3 separate regions of the Homo sapiens genome follow, and regions 2 and 3 are each linked to region 1. A link is a loop called in an ENCODE intact Hi-C map of the cell type or tissue named here. Cell type or tissue: A673. All regions are shown on one strand. Links, peaks and the distances in the headings refer to the core of each region. The heading gives the core; the rest is flanking DNA. Region 1 overlaps SLC2A13 (solute carrier family 2 member 13). Region 2 overlaps LRRK2 (leucine rich repeat kinase 2). Region 3 overlaps SLC2A13 (solute carrier family 2 member 13).

Region 1 (8,203 bases), core at 2,214-7,213:
CAATATATCTCCCTTCATCAGAATCTGAAGTGCCACATGTACATAGCCTGTTGTCAAAGAGTGATTCAATTTCCTCTAATTTTTTGCCTTTGGTCTCAGGAAGACAGCCATAGATGAAAAGGAGTCCCACAGCAGCAAATCCAGCATAGAGGAAGAAAGCTCCTGCAACGGAATATAATAGATACATGAATATGAATATATAGAGAGAGGCTTAAGTTGGAAAGATTACTTGATTTTGACTTTTTTTTTCTGGTCAGTCATGCATAATCACAGTATGAAATGGACCAAAAAATTACTATGAACCTGGTTTACTCCAATTGTTCCAACTCTGAGAATATGATGTAATGTATCTTTCTAAACTCAAGTTTAGAAACTCAAGAATAATAGAACAGGCTCAGATGTAAGTTTGGCTTTGAAGCCTTTCCTCCCTTCCCTGACTAGAGGGAATTATTCTCTTCCATGTGCTATCACAGCATGTTGTTGAGACCCCTAAAATAACAACCAAGAAATATTATAATTATGTACACACACGTATGCTTGCCTTGTCTATTACACTAGAGGCACTTTGAGGTCAGAAGAAGTTCCTTTCTTAATTTGTTTTTCATTTCCCTCCACTAGAATGTAAACTCCATGAAGTCAGAGAATTTTGTTTTGCTGTAAGATTATGCATGTCAATGCAGAACAGCCAGAAACACATAAATATTAGCTAGTTTGGTTTTCTAAGGGTCATGATAGCAAGCCTAGATGGATGAGATATATGAATGTATGACTTGTTTATATTCTCTACACATTTCCAAGATGGACTTTTAAAATAATTGAATTCCGACCAGCCTGGCCAACATGGTGAAACCTGTCTCTACCAAACACACACACACACACACACATAATTGAATTGCCAATTTGAATATAAGAAACTATACTTGTACTTTTGATGGTGGAAAACAACAAAGTAAAATGGAGCCCCTGTCTAATTTTAGGCTTTCAGTCCAGACCATCATGTGTATGAGATGGGGGAAGTAAGATGAAAAACTAATGTGACAATTGGCTGGAGAAAGGATATCAGACTGGGAGTGGGAAGAACTGAGTTTAAGTGTTGGCCATGTGACTTCTGGATAGTCATTTAACCTCTTCTCTGGGCCTCTGTTGCCTCATTAAGTAAAATAAGGGGGCTTCTCAGCTCCTACTTAAGTGTTGGCAGTTTATGATTCTGTAAATCTTACAGCCAAAATCAGGGGCATGTATAGGAGATATAGTTAAGAGATGGTTGAGAGAGAGACTTGATCTGTGTAATGGGGAAAATAATTCTAGCTTTGCCCAACTGTAAAGAATAGAAATAATGTATGTTATCATGCCCATTAGAATTCTGAATATCAGTTGCTCAAAAAAGTGATGCCCAGATTGTTAAATTCTACTAAATGACCAGGAAAGGAAGAGTTGCTATTAAGATACAGAATAAGATTAGTGTGACTAATTAATTGGGATGTTTTTACAAAAAGGGTGATACTGATAAGCTAGCTCTTGGAGAATGGGGGAATTTTGACAAAAAAAAAATGAAAGGAGATGAAGTCCTGTGTTCTGAGTACAGATATGCAAGACTGTGGAGGTAGGAAGAGAAATGGAATCTTTAGCAGGGAGGGACAAAGACGGGATAGTAATTATGATGAAGATAAAGAAAAAATAAGTACAGATGGTAAAACATTTTAGATTAAACTAGGCTTCTAAACTACAAAATCTGTAACAGCAAACCCAGTTTGACTTTTAAATATAATAGTATATTTTATCTTCATCATTATCTTTCACAATTTGGGAACAGTAGCATAATTAGAAGTAACAAATCAAATCTGTCAGCGCTAAACTCACTCCTATAGTTAAAAAACATTTGTTGGGTTAGGAAGATTCCTGAAGTTGATTACAGATTCTTTCTTGTGACCTGGATTCCCAAAGCTGAATAATATCAAGGAATTGCTATTAAAATACAAGACCGTTTTACAAAATCTGAGGAATCCAAAGCACGCAAATGCCAAAACTGCCTACTCAGTGTGGGTTCCAATGGTTAGACCTGTGGCTAAGTCGTGGAGGAGTGTGGGCAGACCTGGGAGGCTGTGACCTGGTCCATGTCATGGTCAAATCAGTCACTATCTCAGTTTCTCATTTATTCCTCCCTTGGAGTGAAAATGGCAAGAAAAAATGTCTGTAACGAGTCCATCAGGACTATTGAACAGTTAGATATTCCTCACCTTTATTCTTCTAAGGATTTAAATCTTATTAGAGCCCTACATTAAGTTCCAGATTAAAACAACTATTTAATTGAATTACACAAATTGACTACCTCAAGAGAGAAGCTTTGACATAATGCCCCCCAAGGGATCTCTTTAGCCACATGTGCTGTATATAAAATGGCATATTGGTGATATAGCAATGATACTTTTTAGTAATAAACATTATTGAATGGGGGCACAAGGCAGACCTGTGTAAGCAATATGGTTGAGGAAGGAATCAAATTTTGAGATCTTATGAAACAATAAAAAAGGAGGCAACAAAGAAGACATAACTATTTCCAGAGGAATACACGATTAGGATGTATATTTATTAAATGAGGAATATAAATGCATAGCTTACATAAACCAGTAACATGTGGATTAAAATGAGACACAAAAAGGGAGAAAAACTAGCCTGAATGAACTATTTTTCTACTACTAGAGAGTAGTAGACCAAATGGACCAGTGCTCTGACATGAGAGAAGCTTAATGCAAAGCAACACACTTTTAACTGTTTATTTTTGAAAGAATTCTGCTTATGCCCTATTTAAATTTCATTACTGTTGCCTCATTTTTCTCTGGTTTTCTGGCAGGATAAATTCAAGAAAGAGGAGCTTTGCTGTCAAAAGTATAATCATGTAAACTTTTATTATTTGGTCTATGCCTTTCTATGAAAAATGCTTTCTCAGGATGCGAGCATATACTTAGGTCTTCAAATATTTAAGTGTTCTCTAGAATCAGTAAATACGAGGAAATATTTATTGTGCTCGTATTTATTATGTCATGAAGATAAGTTTATGAATTTATCGAAAAATTTTAATTGCCAAATGGGATCCAGCTGAATATACTAAATATATATCCAGTTTAAAATGCCAGTGCATTTCCTTTCCAAGAAAATAAATATTTCAAATGTCTTAAGTGGTGATTAGGAGAGAGAAGAGTTTTATGAAGATAATAAAAGCATTAGATAAATACCATTAACTAAAAGCAAATACCAGTTCAGCATGGTCAGAAGAGATGGGGAATAGATTTTTATAATGTTTCATCATATTCACCATTCATCTGCAAAATTTATCCATGTATTTATTCATTTGACAAACACTTTTTGGTGCTTATCAGGTGAACAGGATGCCTTGGCAGGAACTGGGAATGTAACAATGAACAAGGCACAGTCCTGGCCCTCCAGGGATTTATAGTCTACTAGAGAGAGCTAAGGGCAGACAAACCTGTTCTTGCAAAGAGAAATGATAAGTGGCCAGAGCACAGAGTAAAGAGATTGCGGGGAGATGAGAGAAGCTCTTCTGGGAGAATGGTCTAAGCAGCAGGCATTCCGTCTCTACCACATGGACTTATGAGGATATTAGAATGAAACCTCATACTTCATCATGAATAATCCTATTGCAACCTATAAAGTCATGTGAACAATGCAGAAATCTTTTTTCTAAAAAGCAAAGTCTTTTCCTGACTCAGCCACTAAGCACTATTGTTTTTCATTTTGAATTATGGCCTCCATACATTTGCATTTGAATACTTCCGTCATGTTTACACTTTTGCAAGTGGTAAGTACTGGTCTCAGAGGACACTGAAATGCACAAGCACTGGCCTGAGCAGCACAGGTGATACAGTGGAAGGTATGGCCACAGCACAGCATACTGTTAAGCATTTGAGGAAGCTACTTTCAGCCCTACGCAGATTCTGCTCTTGGACTGGACGCTATGCCTGTCACAGGACATCTCATTGGCCCTAGACTCCCTGCCTACATCTTTTTACCATTTTCTGTTTTTTTTTTTTGTTTGTTTCTGTGAAACTAAAAGCTATGGTGTAAAGACTTCCACCTGGGGAGATAGCTGGGAGATGTCTGAGTTGGGAGAGGGGTTGGGTGACAGCCCTAAGCACTGTGGAACAAGAAGCAGTGCTGTTTAGGATAGGAGAATCCCTCTCTTCTTTCCCAGACACATTTCCGATGCCTTTGGAGGACAAGAAAGCCACATGGAGATACTTATAACAGCAAAATATAACCACATAGTCTCAATCACAAATGATATTATAGTGTATCTAAAAATAGTGATAAAAATAAAAACAAAACTATGTTAGAAAAAATATTATCTTACCATAGTATGTAAGATACTCTGCTGTGTGTAAAAATGTTAGTGAAACCAGGACATTGAAAATCCAGTTTATTCCAGATGAACATGCATTTCCTGTACTTCTTGCCCAAAGGGGATATATTTCAGAATTCACAGTCCAAGGCATTGGTCCCATTCCTGAGAAATAAAACATTAAAAACTTTAGTAAAATAGCATGTAAGAAATTTGAAAAATTATAGTTTATCTACTCCAAAAAGAGGCAATTCAATTAATGCAACAGTATAACAAAGTCTTTGTTTACCAGGTGCAAAGAAGACAAGATATAAAATAAGGCCCAGAAGTGCAGTCCAGGAGTATGGAGTAGGGCAGAAATTGTAAGCCCAAAATATATCTTCTGTTTTGAACTTGGTTTCATTTTCACACCTGAAAAATAATGCAATATAAGTATTAACTTAATGTTTTTGACTACAGTTGCAGAAATTCAATATGATCATATTTATGTATTTGGAAATTCCTTAATGTCTTAAGAGTCCAAAATGTTTTTCTTAAAAAATAAGAACTAAATATACAGTATTAGATATGCGAGCTTGTATAGCAATTTTACAGCCAAGTATAATTCAAGAGCAAAACAAAGACACCGTGTTTTATAACCATTTCACATAAATTAGACATGATTTCTAATTAGTCCCTGGAAGCTGCAGTAACACTTCAGTACCACTGAGAGTCAGTATGTGGCAGTGAAAAGACCATGGCATTTGCAATCATGACAAGATTCAAATTTCAGAGCCAGATACTTTTCATCTGATAAAATGGGGATAATACTTTGTAGACTATTTTAAGGATTAGAAGAGTAACCTGTAAAGGGTGATGGGGTGGATGAGGGAAACAAATGATTCTATCTGATTCCAAATAGCCCTCTCCCTTTCTGCTCCGTGTCCTTGCTTCTCTACCAGTCACTCCCTGATGACCTTGCCTTCTTAATCCATAGTAAAGCAAAGGGTCCTACAGTTTAGATCCATTCTGAAGTTGAACTTCCAGTTCTTTACCTTAATTGCCCCTGAAGATATTACCAGACTCAAAAACATTCCTATCCCCTATTGTCAATTTAGAGTATTGTTCTGTCTCCTTCAACCTCTATCTTTGAACCTTGTCATCCAAGCCCTATTGTTACCATATTTATGAACTCATCATAACATTCCACCTGTCTTGATGATTTGGGTGCCTGCTCAGTCTACCTCCTCTCATCCCCTGCCACATTCATTTATTTTTAATTCATTGGCCTCATTTAAAAAAATTATTTTATTTAAGTTCCAGGACACATGCACAGGATGTGCAGGTTTGTTACATAGGTAAATGCGTGCTGTAGTGGTTTGCTGTGCCTATCAACCCATCACCTAGGTATTAAGCCCCATGTGCATTAGCTATTTATCCTGATGCTCTCCCTCCTCCCAGCCCCCACAGGCCCTAGTGTGCATTGTTTCCTTCTCTGTGTCCATGTGTTCTCATTGTTCAGCTCCCAATTATATGTGAAAACACGCAGTGTGTGGTTTTCTGTGCTCCGTATAATGCATTGGCCTCATAGTTCCTTATTTAATCTCCAACACTACAGAGACAGCACTTTATAGTTTCCTTGATTTGGAACTATTTTACTTCAGACTTTGAGCCTTCCTTTTCTGATCACAACCACCACTTTGTTTATCTCCTCATTTCTGATCATCTGTGCTACACCCAGATCTGCCTTTGGATTATCCTTTCAGTATTCGTTTACCTCACTGCTCAGCTTAGACCACGCCAATACAGGCATAGCTTGGAGATATTGCGAGGTCAGTTCCAGACCACTGCAATAAAGTGGGTCACACGGATTTTTTGGTTTCCCACTACATATAAAAGTTATGTTCCCATGAAAGTGCAGTCTATTAAGTGTTCAATAACATTGTCTAAAAATGTACAAACCTTAATTTTAAAATATTTTGATAAAAAATGCTAACGATCATCTGCACCTTTCACAAGTCATCATCTTTTTGGTGGAGGGTCTTGCCTCAATGTTGAGGGCTGCTGACTGATTAGGGTAGTAGTTGCTGAAGGCTGGGGTGGCTGTGGCAATTTCTCAAAATAAGACAACTGGGAAGTTTGCAAAATTGACTGACTTTTCCCTTCACTAAATATTTCTCTGTAGCATGCATTTTACCCAGATAACTTCTTTCAAAATTGGAGTCAATCCTCTCAAACTCTGCTACTGCTTTGTCAACTAAGTTCGTGTGATACTGTAAATCCTTTGATATCATTTCAACAATGTTCATAGCACTTTCACCAGGAGTAGATTCCATCTCAGAAACTACTTTCTTTGTTCCTCCTTAAGAAACAACTCCTTATCCGTTCAAGTTTTATCATGAGATTGCAGCAATTCAGTCACATCTTTAGGCTTCGCTTCTACAATAGTTCTCTTGCTGTTTTCCACTATATCTGAAGTTACTTTCTCCCCTAAAGTCTTCAGCCCTTTAAAGTCATCCATAAAGGTTGGAACAACTTCTTGCAAACTTCCAAACTGTTCATTTGGTATTTTGACCTCCTCCCATGAATCACGAATGTTTTTAATAGCATCCAGAATAGTGAATCCTTTCCAGAAGATTTTCACTTTACTTGGCCCAGATCCATCTGAGAAATCACTATCTATGGCAGCTATGGCCTTATGAAATGCATTTTTTAAATAATAAGACTTGAAAGTTGAAGTGACTCCTTGATCCATGGGCTGCAGAATGGATGCTGTGTTAGCAGGTATGAAAACAACATTCATCTTGTACATCTCCATCAGAGCCCTTGAGTGACCAGTGTCATTGTCAATCAGCAGTAATATTTTGAAAGGAATCTTTTTTTTCTTTTCCTGAGCAGTAGGTCTCCATAGTGGCTTAAAATATTCTCCAAACTATGCTGTAAATATAAGTGCTGTCGTCCAGGTTTTTTTGTTTCGTTTTAGAGCACAGGCTGAATAGATTTAGCCCTTCTTAAGGGCTCTAGGATTTTTGGAGCGGCAAATGAGCATTGGCTTCAACTTAAAAGTCACCAGCTGCATTATCTCCTAACAAGAGACCCAGCCTGTCCTTTGAAGCTAGACATTGACTTCTCCTCTCTAGCTATGAGAGTCCTGGATGGTATCTTCTTCCAACAGAAGGCAGTTTCATCTACATTGAAAAATCTGTTGTTTAGTATAGCCACCTGATATGGTTTAGCTGTGTCTTCACCCAAATCTCATTTTGAATTGTAGTTCCCATAGTCTCCACGTTGTGGGAGAAACCCAGTGGGAGGTAATTGAATCACGGGGGTGGTTACCCTCATGCTGTTCTCATGATTGTGAGTGAGTTCTCATGAGATCTGAAGGTTTTATAATGGGCTTTTCCCCTTTTTACTTGGCACTTCTCCTTCCTGTCGCCATGTGAAGAGGACATGTTTGCTTCCCCTTCCTCCATGATTGTAAGTTTTCTGAGGCTTCCCCAGCCCTGCAGAACTGTGAGTCAATTAAATCTCTTTCCTTTATAAACTACCCAGTCTCAGGCAGTTATTTATAGCAGTGTGAGACCAGACTAATACATCACCTTTATTAGTTATCTTAGGTAGATGTTCTGGATAACTTGACGCAGCTTCTCCATCAGCACTTGCTGCCTCACCTTGCAACAAGGTGTGAAGTGAAAACAGCTTCTTTCCTTAAACCTCATGAACCAACCTCTGCTAGCCTCAAACTTTTCTTCTACAGCTTCCTCACCTCTCTCAGCCTTCATAGAATTAAATGGAATTAGAGACTTATTCTGGATTAGGCTTGTGCTTAAGGGAATGTTGTGGCTGGTTTGATCGTCTATCCAGACC
Region 2 (8,203 bases), core at 1,626-6,625, 550 kb after region 1:
ACCTCAGCAAGGGACAGGCTGAAGTTGATGCCATGAAGCCTTGGCTCTTCAATATAAAGGTGATTTGTTCTGATCATTTGAAAATAGAAAATAATTCATGTGTCTGTGTGCGTGTGTGTGTGTGTGTGTAAGTTAATTTATTTTGGGCAAACAATTGCTTCAGTCTCTTTAAATACTTTCTTAAAAGAAGCACTAAAATTTTGAATTGGGAAACTTTCCGAGTAATGAAGTCATAACATGAAAATTGTATGTTCCATGTTGGTGAATGTTATTGGTAACCTGAAACTCTTTTATGCTGTAAAACTTGAAAATATATATGTTCAACTGTTTTTTAATTATATTATTTCTTAAATGAAATCTAAATTTTTCTAATTTAAAATAAGCTATATTAAAGAAAAGCAATCTATATATATATATCTCATCAACTTTGTACTCAGGGGCCATTTAGTGTGAAATTCTTCAGATTGTATCCTTTAAGTGGTCCCAGATTATTATGCTGTTACATCTGGAATCTCCCTTTTGTTGCTTTTCTATCTTTTCCTTTGTTGTCTTGTTGTCAGCTATTCCTTCAAACACTATGGCTTTTTAGAATGGAGACTAAACTGCTGCTTGCATGATGCTGCAATGAACTCTTCTGTGCATAAAGTCCTTAAAAAGCTTGTGTCAGGACATTTAACCATGTAATTGGCTGCATACATGCTTGTTTTGTAATTTGGGTATTTTTTAATGTTTCTTTTATTAACTTTTTTACAGCTAGCCAACGTGAGCAAATAGTACAGTGGCAGTCATATTTGCTTGAGTGGCTTTTATTCTTTCATTGTAGACTCCAAATTGGTTGACTTTAAAACGAATTTAGAAGATTAAATTCACAGATAAGGAAGAGAAAATATAAACTATATGACGTTAATTTGATATAATTTGTGGGTTTATGAAATGCTTATTTTATTTAGGAGTGAATAACTCATCTTAAGGCATGAAGATGGGAAAGGAAAACTATACCACTACCGTTATATATGCCACCTAAAAGGGTGAAGAATTGGGTTAAGAAAGGCCAAAAATGACTTTTTAAAATGTCGTAAGGTTACATTTTTTTCTTAGGTTTAAGGAAAAAAGGACAGTTGTTCTTTTCTTCTTCTGAAGTCTGCTAGTTTCTCTTTTCCATTCAAGTGAATGTCACGGAAAGCAAATATCAACAGGAATGTGAGCAGGCCCAGTTTGAAAGCAAACACAAGAGGGTTTTGTGTCTTTCCCTCCAGGCTCGCGCTTCTTCTTCCCCTGTGATTCTCGTTGGCACACATTTGGATGTTTCTGATGAGAAGCAACGCAAAGCCTGCATGAGTAAAATCACCAAGGAACTCCTGAATAAGCGAGGGTTCCCTGCCATACGAGATTACCACTTTGTGAATGCCACCGAGGAATCTGATGCTTTGGCAAAACTTCGGAAAACCATCATAAACGAGAGCCTTAATTTCAAGGTAACATGGTAGGCTGGTAGAGAAATGTAATTTATTGATTCTCAACTGCCTAGAAATGTCAGAAATTTTGAGAAGTGAGCAACTCACTTAAAATTGTGGGTTTTCTTTCCTTGTTGCTGTTAGCATTATTAAAGTCCTTTCCATTTTAAAATTATTTATGCCAGACTTCATTTCTAATTCATAGAAATGGGAACAAAAAATAATTAGAGGAACCTGAGAGAAACTAAGAGACCGTTTCTGGGATACTGAGAAAATGTTTCTGAGAGAGAATCTGAGAAAATGTTTTTGATGCCTTTTCTGATTCAACTTCTTATAGTGGTGATTCAATCACAAGGGTAAAGGTGAATACTGAGGTCTTGGGATCATCTTTCTTCTATTATTCTTTAACTGTTATTTTTCCATTTCCTCTTTTCTTTTGGAATTCCTGTTTTATGGACATCTTGATCTTTTGTGCCACTCATTCATGAATTTTGTCACTGTGATTCCCATTCCAATTTTTTTCCCTCCGTATTGTGAGGCAGCTGTTTTATTTAGTCATGAAGACCACTAACTTGGTTTTCAGCAGTGTCTCACTAATTACTTAGTTCATACAAAATGGGCTTTTTATTTTAGGAATTATGTTTTAAATGTTTAAAGTTATCTTCTCGTAAGCCAAATTTTTATAAAATGTAAATAAATCAGTTATCAGAGAGAACACTTTTTTTTTTAAATACTTGGCAGAAAAAAGAAATCTTCACTGGGTACTACAGGGAGTGTGGTGTAAACTGTACTGAAAAATACCCTTGATAGTTCCATATGACAAACATAATGATGAATTTCACTTAGTCTGTCTTGGCTTAGCTCAATAGCACTAATGATCAAGATACTGGCTGATAAATAGAGTCCTATTTGGCCTGGGCAGTCCCAGCATAATTATGTAATAGTGTCCCACTATATTCTCAAAAGCATTCCAATTTGGATGATAAATTATATAGTCACCTTGGTTATAACTCCATGCTGGCCAGTTAGCTTAGTTCTGTTCCATTTATATAGATTATGTGTGCTTCACTCCAAAACCTAATGAGCCATTTGTAAAAGTGATGGCTTTTGCGGTGCCCAGGGAGAGAATTTGTATGTTTGTATCCTTCAACACACATTTATTACAGTTATTAAAAGGTTTTATTGATGATAGATGGTAATGTCATGTAAAAATGACATATTATTTATTTGTAGACTTTCCTATTCTCTTGTTGGACATGTAATTAGAAACTAATATGACTTAAAGAAAAACAAATACACAAAATTTATTCATCCAATTAATCTCTTAATCCAGGTGTTTTTTTTTTCTGAGACTATACCCATACTTCAATAACTTTGTTGTTACTGAGAATATTTTGAGTTTCCCTTTTTGTCATTGTTGTCAGAGAATGTATCATATCTTTAAAAAGACTTGTTGGAGGATGAGTTTGTTTTGAAAAGGCCTGAATTTAGTTGATGCAAAGTCACAGATAAGATGGTTCATTAAGCTGTATTAATACTGCTTTTGTCTAATAGATATCATTACCAATAAGTCAGACTAGTTTTTCTTTTGGCACTTATAAATCACCTTTGAAGACAACTTTTTACAAGGAAATAAAACAAATGCTTTGAGAAATACCAGTATTATTGAAAGAAAAGTATATATTGCTAATGGATGCAGCATTCTGGCATAATGGTTTGAAAACTCATTTGATTGCTTTGTAGAAGAATGACTCTTTCAGATGACCCAGGGCCTGTGAGCCTGCCAGAACTTGAAAATTCTTTCTTCCCTGAGGTGCTTCAACCTGAATTCAAAGAGCAGCTTTTAATCTATTAGAGATCATTTTTTGTCCTCTCATTTATTTTTCATATTTGCCTTTGATCTTAGCTCTTCTCTAATCTTTTTCTGTCTCAACCTTATTAACAGGTGTCTGTGCAGACACTTTTAAGTTTTGTTTTTTGGCTCAGCCTGTCAGTTAACTGATAATCATGCTGAAAGGAGAAGCAGGACAAAACAGAGTTCAATGCTGACAATACTCCTTTTAATCTTGTCCAGCCCATTAGCAGAGCAGGCATCTCTGTGGGCCTTGAGACGTAGTCCCGTAAAACTCATCCCGTTTCTACTTGATTTGCTTTCTTTGAGAACTCTTGTTTATTTTTATATGGAGGTTTCCTGCCTTGGATTAAAACATAAACCTCAATCTGAAGTTCAATTTCATCTTAATTTATGAACGACTAAGAGAGGGAACATGAAAAGTGGAGGTTAGTGAAATTATCTCTAATTCTCTGGGTTAAGAGATACATGAAAACAGTCTCTTGAGTAACCATTTGCAGGTAAATATGGAAGTAATGGTTATGGTTGTCTCTTTAAGTTTTTAGTCACAAGTAGAAAAAGACCAAGTTAATTTTTTTCTGTGTGTGCTGAATTTCTATTTGTAGTAAGTGTAAGAATTTAAGCAGAAATTCTGATTCGTATTTTCAGATAAAAAGAATATGTAATTTCCATAGGTCCAGAAATAGGGAGAGTTTGCCATCTGGTGGTTCTTAACGGCACTCTGGATATTATTAAGAGTTGCATTTCTATTTAAAATTATATTTTAAAAAACGTTTGGAAGATACTTTTATTGTAGAAACTATCCTCTTAGGGCCATTCTTTAAAAAAATCTTATTTTATATATTTCTCATTTTGTTGATAGTGATTAGATTCTAAGAGCAACAGAACAATGATCATCCTCTCCTATCAGAATCACTGATGTTTAGATGATTTCTCATTTTCCCAAGTTCAAGGTTCCATGAAAAACATAGCTTGAGTGGGATTTTATGTCTCTGCGTTTCACTGTTGATATATATGTCCTCCCAATATAACATTTTACAAATAACCAAGCACAAAATTTAATATTTTACCTTGAATATTTAAAATATAATAATATCCAAAAGCTCTTGTAATTTGTACTGATATCTTATACTAGCGTGTCTGTTTCACATTAAGTTTAATGTCTTAGGATATAAAAAATCTTTTTTATGGTTAGTGATTTATCTTGTTTTTTTTTCCATGGAATTTCTGGATAGCGAGATAAATATTTCCATACTATTTTATTTGATATTTCCAAATTTGCCTCTGAATCAACAATTTTCCTATTTTAATTTCATTGTACTTGTTCCTTACAACCTAAATAGCTTTTTATTATATTTTGATTTTATTTAAAAATGTACTTCTGAATAATATATCTGTTTCTGTAAAAACTGTTAGCACTGAATTTGCCAACCATTTGACAAATACACAAATAAAATAGATTTTTACGGCTTGTCATTTGTAATTTCATAGATCCGAGATCAGCTTGTTGTTGGACAGCTGATTCCAGACTGCTATGTAGAACTTGAAAAAATCATTTTATCGGAGCGTAAAAATGTGCCAATTGAATTTCCCGTAATTGACCGGAAACGATTATTACAACTAGTGAGAGAAAATCAGCTGCAGTTAGATGAAAATGAGCTTCCTCACGCAGTTCACTTTCTAAATGAATCAGGTTTGTGTTTTTCGTTCCTTATTTTCAAAGCTCAGCTGTAGTAACTTATAAAAGTGTTTCTGAATCTTTTATAGAATTTACATTCAAAGTTGAGAGAATATCCATACGGTTCTTTAATAGGCCACTGATTTTTTTCTTTTTGGAAGATCATCATGTGTGTTCATGACAAATCATGTATCATGTCATAAGAAAACAAATTTAGAAATCACCTAGGAGTAAAGCAGTGGAAAGAGTCCCTGAGTGGGAGTTAAAATATTTGGGTTCTAGAACTTGTCTTTACTATTCAGGAGCTGTGGAACCCTGAATAGTCAAATGACATTCATAATGTCAAATGAGTTTAGTGCATGTGAAAGTTATTTTTATATTGCAAAGGGGAATTATTGTTGGCATGGTCTAACTGGGACGCTTGGAGAGTCAATGGCTCCCTGAGATGATGCAGCTTCTGAGTGGAAGATCTAGCTCTCTTGCATCAAATATTGATCTCAAAGATGAAAATTCTCAAAGCAACTTCAGTGCTAATTGTGTACTTGATCATATTACCTTGCTAGAAATGTGTGAGTTGTTTGATAGTACTAGAGTAAGTGACTGGGAAGCTGCTTTTGATCCCTAGATTCTGTTGTATAAAAAATAGCTTCCCGTGGTTTATGATCTGTTCCTTTTCCCCATCGTTCTTAAGGTATGCTGAGATATGCTGTGTTTCTTATCTGTATTTGAAAATAAAACATGTCTTTGTAGTGTGTATTCAGCAAGCGAAACAGAAAATTATGAATTTCTACTTATGTGTGAAATATGCTCTGTAATGCATGTCAGTGTCTCAAATATGCTTAAATATGATCATTTTATGTAGTTTAAAAATACTCCATTATAATATTGGAACTTTAGACCATAGGATGCACAGCTTCTAGTCCCAGCTCTGTCACTAGCTATGCTGAAATTTCTTCACCTGCAAAATGAGGAAGTTGGACTAGATTTTTTCTAAAGCCCCTTGATATTTGTTCTAGATTCCATGTTTCACTGTTTGATGACTTTTTACTACAGGAGTCCTTCTTCATTTTCAAGACCCAGCACTGCAGTTAAGTGACTTGTACTTTGTGGAACCCAAGTGGCTTTGTAAAATCATGGCACAGGTTGGTGTCTTTTATTTTTGTGGCACGGGGGTTATGGTCAAAGCATAGAACAGATGGCGCCCAGAGCATTGAGCATTTTAGAATTTGGGTTTAGTTAAGGCAGAAACTTTTGTGAATTTGGAAAACTGTGGAACATTTCACATAGAAGACTACTTGAAGAGCTTCATGGAAGAAGGAAAGATGTCTTGAGTTCACTTCCATGACTTGGTTTTCAAGCCACATACAGATGTTTGTATCACTCTGCCCCATGCTGCTTTACTAGATCCTGATGATGTCATTGGTTTGGTTACTGAATTAGTCAATTGAATGATGGCTTTGTGGAAATCCTTGGGGTAAACACATATAAGAAAATTAGGTTGCTGAGCCTGTGAAACCTCTATCTAGATAACATGGAGGTGAGTTTTGACTTAAGTGAAATGATCTGAGCTTTAAATGCTTACGATTTTGAAAACTTTGGATGGCCTTGGTTATAGCTATTTTTTTCTTATATTTCACATGGAAAATGATTTTTTTCTCCAAATGATAATCCATTACCAATGAGTTTAATTAGTTATAATAATCCATCTCTGTAGCTTTGACATAAAAGACCATTTGAGCAAAACATACTACCTCAGGGCTTTTCAACCCCAGCATGATGACATTTTGGGCCAGATAATTCTTTGTTGCACATTGTAGGATGTTAGCAGCATTTTTGGCCTTTATATTCGAGACGTAAGTAGTATCCTCTAGCTGTGACAAGCAAAAATGTATCCAGACATTGCTAAATATTGCTTGGAGAATGTGAAAAATTACCCTAGTTGAGAAACATTAAGCTACTGATTTGTTGATGAGTAAAATTTATAGTTTTGCATGTGGCTGCCCGAGTTCCTAAAATTATTATATATTTTTATGTTAGAAATATCTCTTCCAATTAAACCATAAAGGTAATTAAATTCACTCAGGCAGCCTTGAATAATTGTTCCTAAATTCCATCTAAGGAAAAAAAGGAAGCTATTGTGAAGAGAGAACTCAGTTGAGGCTAAATCCTGTACCATGGAACTCAAGAGCATATTGAAACATTGCAATCAGCAATTATTTGCAGTGTGTCAGTTATTACTATTTTGGTAGGTATTTTTAAATTAGATTTTCAGCCTTCTGCACATATGTCATGGATAATGTGATTTTACTCAATTATTAAATGATAATGGAGACAGTAGTGTGACCCAGAGCACTTACTTGAGCATCAGCTTGACCTACGTTTCAGTCTCTTTAATTACTTATTAGCTCTGTGAAATTTCTTAATGCATTAAGCCTTTGTTTACTTACTTTTTAAATAAGGAAAATAACAATTATCTTCTATATTGCCTCCCTGGTTCAGTGTAAGTGAGGGGTAAATGTTAGCTAATTTTATATTGGATCTATTTGGCAATTTAAAGAATGTTAATCAGGAAATTTTAAAAAATTCAGAACTATAAAGAGGTACTTACGTAGTTTTGGAAAGTGTGTCATGTATGGGGACAAATAAAAAAGATGTGTAGGTAGCTGCATCCTGTACAGCAAAGGAAGTTTTAAATATATCCAGCAATTTTGTTGTCCTAGCTGGCGCACAATAGTTATCAGGAGGTAACTCAACTCCACATAGTCAAGGAAAAGCTAAAGTTGCTCTCTAAAGTGGTGTGTTTCCATGTCACTATGGAACACTTGAAGTTGCACACATGTGAACATTAGGATGGGTATATCTTATACAGTAGAATAAGGAAGAGGTTTGCATCAGAACTCCCCTTTTAAAAAAATGCAGATTTTCACTATGACTGCAATAAAATTCCTGAAGATTCTGTGGAGTAATTAAGTTGAAACTCCATGAAAGTTCTTCTCATTAGCATAGTTATAAATATGATAATTTAAGTAAAAATTAAGTTAATTTGAGCCACTCAAAGTTACTTTTAAAGACAGATTTAAAATGTCAATAAAATGATAATTTAAATTTCCGATTAACCTAAAAAAGAAGTGCCATCATTTTTATTTATGCCAATAAATTGAAATATAATGTCATTTTATCACTAAGGTTTAAAGGAAATGAAATCTCTAAATAATCAAG
Region 3 (8,203 bases), core at 1,428-6,427, 230 kb after region 1:
TCGTCGCCACTGATTTATCTGAGCTCTCAATCTATGAGGTGCTTCGTGATATGAACTAGTGCATGGTTTCTCAAACTATGGAGGAAGGACCAATGTTTTTTAAGTTCAATCTGTTGCAGATTGATACTTTTGTTAAATACAACGAAATGAATTACTGAAAAAAAATGAAAAAAGGCACACAAAATACAATTTTGAAAACTAAATTCAATAGACATAAAATTACGGTGACTGATTGCTATAAAACTTTCTATATGCCTACTCTCTTTTTCTGTATTTAACCTGTATTTAAGCAGACCAAAAAAAAAAAGATTTTTTAAATGTATCTTAGCAGACAAAAAAAAAAAGAGGGAGGGTGTTTATGGACAGAAATCAGTCTGTAGACCACACTGATCAAACCGACCAATTTCAAAGAGAACAAATCTCAGGCATATCTATGGTGCTTGCCAACAGTCTGAGTTGGCATGAAGTTTATTTCCTCGAAGGCAACAAGCCTGGTCTTGGTTAAAGCTGCCATTTGTGCCTAGATTATGACTGTGTACTGAGTTGAGCCATCAAAAGGCATGTTATTTCCTAGAGACACAAGGATATCAGCAATTGAGGGCAAGATTTAAATACCTAGAGATAATAAAAATCTTAAGCTTTGATCATAAACTATAAATTTAACAACCTGGTTTCCCCTTTGGCTGCCTTTAAGCTATAACCTTTTAGTTTTAAGAAAAATGGCTTTCCCTGGACAAAGCCTAAGTTAATCATAGCTCCAGTCAATCATATCCAAAGAAAACAAACCTATAGCTTCACATCATGGCAAGATTGCCATGAATGAAATATTAAAATGTCAAACAAGATGTGGTCTCTGCCCCCAAGGATTTTAATGTAGACAGACAAATATGTCAACAAACAATGACAAAATAATGAGGTAAGTGCTGCAACTGACACATGTATAAAAATCATGATACATCTATACACTGCTGATTCCCAAATTCATATCTCCAAATTTGCCCTGTCTCTTGAACCGAAAACTTGCTCACCAACTGTCTACTCAATTTCTTCAGCTGGATGTCTAAAAGACATCTCAAATGAAATGTGTCAAAAGCAAACTCCTGACTCCCTTCCCCAAAATAATAACAATAACCTGTTTCTCTCACAGTCCTTCTCAATTAATAGCTACTGCATCCTTTGAGATATTCAAACAGCTATGAATTTAGTAATCAACAGCATGTAGAAGGTACCTGAGACCATGATCTTTATACATTTATACACTGTTTTTTCTTAAAACCAAAAGGTTACTTGAAAAGCTGCCAAAGGTCAAATTTATTTTTTTTCACTTTTTGATAAATTACAAATATATTTTCTTGTAATAAAGCATCATCGGATTCCTGGGATTATCCTTTATTACTACAGTTTAATCTTTTTAATATAATGCTGTCATATACTTGTGAGTGCTTATTTTGTATTATTATTCTATCAAAATAATTTTGAGGCTTTTTCTAAAAATAACTTTTGAAATATTTTTCTTACTGTAAAAGTACTGTTTAATATAGTAAAACATTAAAATAAAGGCACACAAGAAAAAGAGTGAAATCCCCCACTGACCCTCCAATTCTACCCGTGAAAATCATCACTATTAATTCTTTGCCTTGGTCTGAACTTAGTAAATCCCCTATTGATAAATGTTTAGATGGTTTCCAGTTTTTCGCGACTACAAACAATATTGCAAGGAACAATCTTCTAGATGTACATATCTTTGCATATATGTAGGGACAGTTTTTTTTAAATAGATTCCCAGATGCAAAAATGCTGGGCCGAAAGTTTTGTAAATGTCTTATTTTTAACAGTGCTAAATTGCCACTTTAAAATGTTGTACCAATATAAGCTGCCACCAAGTAATAATGTGTAAAAGAGTAATCATTTTTTCATACTTTGGCACATTGGTATTATCAATATTCTAATCATCAACAACATAATTGTTGAAAAAAATTATTGCATTGTTTTAATTTATATTACTTTAACTGGTGGAAAATAAAGATCTTTTCATATATCTATTAGTCAGATATGTTACTTATTGTGTGAGTTATCTTTCATGAAACTTGCCTGTTTTTATATTTAAAAAAAGAGGAAGGAAGGAAGGAGAAAAAGAAAGAAAGAATGAACGAAAGAAAGAAAGAAGAAAGAAAAAAGAAAACAAAGGAAAGAAAGAAAGAGAAAAAGAATGAATGAAAAAAAGAGGAAGAAGAAGAAGACTAGGAGGAGGAGGGGAAGGAGGAGGAGGGGGAGGAGAGGGAGAAAAGGAAGGAGGGAGGGAGGGAGGGAAGAAGGGAGGGAGGGAGGAAGGAAGGAAGGAAGGAAGGAAGGAAGGAAGGAAGGGGGGGAGGAAAATGCTGCTAAAGAGGAAACCAAGTTGTTAAATTCATAGCTTATGACCAAAGCTTAAGATTTTTATCATATATAAGTCAAAAACCTTTGAGTCATCTTTCATTCCTCTTCTTCTAATATCCCCATCCAATGCATCAGTAAATATTGTTAACTCTATACGTCGCCTCCTCTCACAACCCCCATAGCAATCACCTAGGCCTAGGCCACCAGCATCTCTTTCCCAAATTATTCCAACAGCCTCCAATTTAAGGGGCCAGATTCCACCATTGTCTCACTCCATGTACTCTGAGCGCAGGAGCCAGATGAGCCTTTGTAAACCTAAGTCTGCTGTGTCAGTCCTCTACTCATAACCCTTCAGTGGCTTCCCTTCTCATTCTTGAATAAAAGCCTAAATCCTCACAGTCCCTACATAATCTGGTCTTCTGCCCTTACCCCCTGAAACTCTCCATGCCAATTCTGCTTTACCCACACAGACTCAGATAGCCACATGGCTCACTCTCCTCACGTATTTTAGTCTTTTGAATACATGCCACCTCTCTGACTTTCCTGGACCAACCTATAAAAAGGTGCAACCCTCTTGCCTCAATATCCTCAACCATCCTTTATCAATCTGCTCATTAAATTTTACCTTTTATCACCATTATCTGTTAACATTTATTACCACCTTCATATGTTTATGTGTTCCTTGGTCACCCCTCCCCACTAGAAATAAAACTTTAAGGCAGGCTTCCTTTCATTCATCACTGCCAAATCTTCAGTGCCCCCAATGGTGCCTGGCATGTAACAGGTATTCATTTTCTGAGTGAATGAATAATCAAAAATGGATGTCTTGCTCTGGCTGGGTTATGGAGAATGCCAGGGAAGAAGACACACACAACCAATGACACTGAAACTAGGTCTTAAAAGAAGATTCAGGCTTGACTGACATGGAAAGGGCTAAAAATATCATCGCCATATGCACAACTTTTTTTCCACAAAGTCTTGCATAAGAATACACTGTAGGGAAGCAGACTTTTAATGTTCTAGTTGAGAGAATCCCCAGTAAAGAAATTAATCCCCATGATCCAGAAGAGGATCAAGGTTTGGGTAAACAAAAAGAAAATTGCCACTGCTGTCAGGAAATTTTACAGATGAGAAATTACTGTAAAATACATCAAGCTCCTAAATAATGTAAATGTGTTCTTAGTGATCGGTTTATGGTTGCATCCACACTTGGGTTTTTTGGCCACAAAATCACAATTTTATTCTCCTGGAGTTTTCTCTGATAGGACTATAGCTCTAATTTTTAACAGGAAGCCAGTGAGGAGAAAATATTATTCCAAGTCTAGGACTCCTTCCTTTTATATACAGTTCTATTGTTCTATGTCTACTCTAGTAACACCTATGGCCATGTATTCTGGAGTCATAACGATCAAATATTAGTTCCTTTTATTATATAAAGTAGTCTTACACATATTTATTTACTTCTTTATTTCTCATCTTCCTCCCACTGGAAAGTGAGTTCCTTCTAACAGAGCAGGAATGTCTCTATCTCTTCACAATATCCCTGAGGACAGAAGAGGGCCAAGCACACAGAGTACTCAATAAATGCTCAATGATTGAATGAATAACATTCACATGAGAGATAAATACATATTTTACATGGGGAGTGTGGACTTTAACTTCTAACACATGTTCCAGCAGTGCATTCTCCTCTGAGTAAGAGTTCTTCTACTTAACAACATTATCAAAAGTACAAGAAGGATGTGCCCACACTTGGATTTCTGGCTGTACTGTATTCTGGGGATAGTATCTCAGCACACACCAGGGAAGCACAAAATCTGGGGAATGGGTGCTCTATTCACCCATAGTGCTGAACAGTGCTGAAGGAAACAGGGCAAAAGCAGGCAAAGGGATTTTCTTGCAACCCTGGTTCTAGGGCTACGACTAGGTGGTTGTGACACTGTGGGGGGCCTCCATTGCCCCCTAGTGGCAGCTGTGCTTGGGACACTTCAATATATTAATATCCATACTTTATGTATGCATTATATGATCACAGTTTAGAAACTTTAAGCAATGCCAACTCTCTCTACAACAAAAGCTCTAATCAGAGCTTTTCAAACCTCCAAACTCACACAAACACATACTCAAATTAGTCTCAATTGTATTCGATTCTCAAACCTAGGCTTCAAGGTTCAAGTCTCCTTTTTTCATCAACGGAGCTCTCTCTCTCCCCCTGAAGTGTGTGCCAAACACTGATTTTCCTCCTGTAAAGTGAAGGCTTGGACCAGATTAGGTCTTTCCTAAAAATCAATCTGTGAGCCTGTACTGGTCCACAGAGAAGTTTCCTCTGATTTGCAGACAGTTATCTTGTTCCTTATACAGTCTTAACTTCACGGAGTTCAACCATGAAAGACTGTGTTTTTCTCTACTTACTTCACACAGCAGTGCTTTGTAGAACTGCCCACAGTTTCTCATAGATAGCAGAGTTCTCAAATCCTTTTCCTCAATTTGTGTAAGTCCATTTGCTTTAAAACTTCAATCTTATATCTGGGTTAAAGCTTTTTCCTTCATCTCAAATGGGCTCCAAGTGACATCGTAGCCCTACCACATGATAGTTTTTCAGGCCACTCCAGTGCTCTGCTCCCATCATCTTCCGTGTTCACCCCACTCCCCTGCTGCCATCATGCTCCAGTGTTCCTACTTAAGTAGACACAGGAGGCAGATTAGCAAGGACGCCTCATAAGTGCATGTCTAGCTAGGCAATGGGATGTTAGCCTCTCCCAGTCAAGCAGGTCCCTCTCATGTTTACCAATGATTTTCTTGATCTGTATTGGTTGGTTTGGGATGTGAGGAAGACCCCTCTCTTCCCACATGGGTGCTCTCTTTAGAATACAGGCTACTTACCAGCCCCTTTGTCCTCTGCTGCTTTGGACCCCCACCCATCCACAGCATCAATTCAGGGCAATAAAAATATGTCCCACTCACCATCCTATTATTTTTTCTTGTGTGTCAGTATGAAGTTGCCTAATATTCTTTGTTTGAAAGTATTGTCCTTCATTTCAAGATTATATTCTACTATCTTTTTAAAAAAAAATGAAACGGTGATGGTAGTTGAGTTATTTTGTTTCTGATGTAAAATCAAAAGCTTTTATAGCTCACCCATCCTGCCCTTATAGCTCACACATCCTGATTTGGTGAGCCTGAATGTTCTGCAGGCATCCTTGTTCCTCTTCTTTGATTGCAATTATGCTTAAGATCTCAGTAAGATGCATGCTACCATTGCCCCAAAGCTGATTTACAAAGGAGAGAGAAACAGCAATTGTAGCAGGGATTACAGCTTTATCCAAAATACCACCACTGAGCTCCCCTGGTACCTGTGACCTTGCTCAGCGATGCCTGATGTAGGGGTAGAAGAGAGGAGTGAGGGAGGTGCCTTCATTTGCCCTGAATTGATATTGTGAATGGGTGGGGGTCCAAAGCAGGAGAGGACAAAGGGGCGATTAAGCAGCCTATATTCTAAAGAGAGCACACACATGAGGACCCAAGTGATTACGTTGTGCTTTCTACCCTTATTCTATTTTCATTCTGAATATTCCATGGATCACACCATTTCTCCCCTGACAGATGCTAGCATGATATGCAAACTCAATACTGGGCAAGAGAAAAACAGAATATTACTACCACAGAGGTGGCAGGGAGAAAGACAATAGCAGGTTGGCTGAATTCTACCACTCTACCTTTTACAGCTCATAGCCATTTTCTTTCACTCATTTTCATCTTTCTTTCTATTTTTCTCTTGCTCTATTTTGCCACTTTCCCCTGTCACTGTTTTCCTTCCTTTTCATCCCCTTCCTAGGGTTAATTATGGAAAATGGCCGTGACAGTTAAAAATGAAAGAGACATCACTTAAGATTCTTATAACCCAAAAAGCTCAACAAGCTTGGAGTACTCATATTTACTAACATATATGTTCTTAGTAGTAGTAGTATTAACAGGTGTATGTCATTATAGTTTACATTTGGGACCACCAAGATTAGACAGAAAGATTAAATGGCAATGAAAATATAAGGCAGAAAAGCACAAATTCATATTGTAGCTTCTATTTTCCAAATGTGTTAAAATTGACACAATCAAATTACTACCATTTTCTCACACAGAAAAACTGGGGCTGTGTCCTTGTTATTTTCCTTTCCTTAACCAAAATAAAATCTATCACTTAGCTCACAAAGCATTTTTCAATTTGCTGACTTAAATATTTAAAATTGACAGATATGAGTACAGTTACATATACATACATATACATGTAATATATTTAAAGTTTATTGCTCTCTTTTCTTTTAAGGAAAACAAAACTGAAGATGCATCTTATTTTACAATTCTAAAGTACTTATGCATTTAAGAGGAATAATATTGTAATAAAGATTTTAATTCTCAAATATAAAACGTTTTATTTCATCTCTGTATCACAGTAACCATCACATTTTTAGATATACATAAATAGCAATGACTATTCAAGAAATATTACTGATAAAAATTTCCAATAATTTGACTTTGATATTTTATCATCACTACTCAATTTTTAATGCTAATCTTTTATGGCAATCCTATTTTAGAAGCTAATAAACATAAAAGGCAAGCTTTTAGTGGAAACTATGAAGTGAAACAATGTAGTCTGGCTACCATTTCTCAGATGCTGTTTAAGAGATAGATGCAGAGCAAATCCCTGATGGCTTTACTCCTGCATCTTCCATGTGTGAGCCAGTTGCTAGGAAACGTGAAAGACAGGGATTCAGTAAAAACTGCAGAACAATGAGCTAGCTTAAGAGTTATCTGAATACTAACACATATCCTTCATAAACTGTTGTCAACATTAGAAGACTGAAGATTACATGTGATGTTTTTCCAGAGAAACTGATTTTGATGTAGTCCCATCTCTTTTGGACTGAAAAACATAATTGAGATACAAGCAAGACTTATTGCTTATTTAATAGGTCATGAGCCATTAATTGATATAAAAGTGTTATGTTCTTATGTAATGATTAGGAAAATCTTTGCATTCATCTGTAGAAAAGGGTGGAGAAAATTCAAAAGCCTACAAATATTTCCAAACAACATTGAATTTACTATTCTTTCTAAGAAAACAGACACGTATTTGTTTCTTATCTACTTAAATATCATTTAAATCTAATTGAAAAGCAAGGAGCAAAGGAAACATACACAGATTTGTTTAATAATAATAATAAAAATTCTCATCATTTAGCTTTAAGAAACAGGTTCTGGTATCCACTGAAATAAAATGTAATAACTGTAGACATCTTGCAATCTTCTTTTTCCAGTCAGAAGTTGTACCCATCCTATCAACTTACAGATGATAAAAACTAATCTCTGCCGGGCGCGGTGGCTCACGCCTGTAATCCCAGCACTTCGGGAGGCTGAGGTGGACGGATCACGAGGTCAGGAGATCGAGACCATCCTGGACAGTGAAACCCCATCTCTACTAAAAACACAAAAAATTAGCCAGGCGTGGTGGCAGGCACTGTAGTCCCAGCTACTCGGCAGGCTGAGGCAGGAGAATCGCTTGAACCCGGGAGGCGGAGCTTGCAGTGAGCCGAGATTGTGCCACTGTACCCCAGCCTGGGCAACAGAGCGAGACTCCATCTCAAAAAAAAAAAAAACAAAAAAAAACTAATCTCACACTTCAAGCTGTATTTTGATACTGCCGTACATACATATGTGTGTGCATATACATAAAAGATAGAAAAAGGGAAAAAAAAACATACCCATATCACTACCACCATAATAACCAGAAAGGCAAAGAACTCGAAACAAGGGAAGCACATTCTGTCTC

What was found. Peaks named below come from ENCODE experiments on the same cell type or tissue, not always from the same donor. Only the 100,000 strongest peaks of a DNase experiment are listed, where the experiment ranks them.
Region 2: it touches region 1 in a loop (5-fold over the local background); 9 of 110 quality-filtered maps call a loop at or near these places.
Region 3: it touches region 1 in a loop (8-fold over the local background); 74 of 110 quality-filtered maps call a loop at or near these places.

The regions. Positions count from the first base shown.
Region 1 is chr12:39,760,091-39,768,293 of GRCh38, forward strand. SLC2A13 (solute carrier family 2 member 13) reads right to left here. Exons shown (of 10, transcript NM_052885.4): 8 at 4,647-4,768; 9 at 4,370-4,522; 10 at 1-162. It also overlaps a transcript of REDIC1 not described here. Among named protein-coding and RNA genes, the nearest start is that of REDIC1, 140 kb to the left of the region's middle. In A673, for the core only: a CTCF peak has its summit at 5,058; a DNase peak (open chromatin) is centred at 5,091.
Region 2 is chr12:40,309,175-40,317,377 of GRCh38, forward strand. LRRK2 (leucine rich repeat kinase 2) reads left to right here. Exons shown (of 51, transcript NM_198578.4): 30 at 1-59; 31 at 1,257-1,475; 32 at 4,798-4,999; 33 at 6,038-6,126. Among named protein-coding and RNA genes, the nearest start is that of MUC19, 80 kb to the right of the region's middle. In A673, for the core only: a CTCF peak has its summit at 4,014 (motif pointing left); no DNase peak of the experiment used is centred there; H3K27ac peaks cover 496 bases.
Region 3 is chr12:39,986,367-39,994,569 of GRCh38, forward strand. The region is part of intron 3 of SLC2A13 (solute carrier family 2 member 13); the gene reads right to left. Among named protein-coding and RNA genes, the nearest start is that of SLC2A13, 120 kb to the right of the region's middle. In A673, for the core only: CTCF peaks have their summits at 4,342 (motif pointing left) and 4,541; a DNase peak (open chromatin) is centred at 4,315; H3K27ac peaks cover 1,075 bases.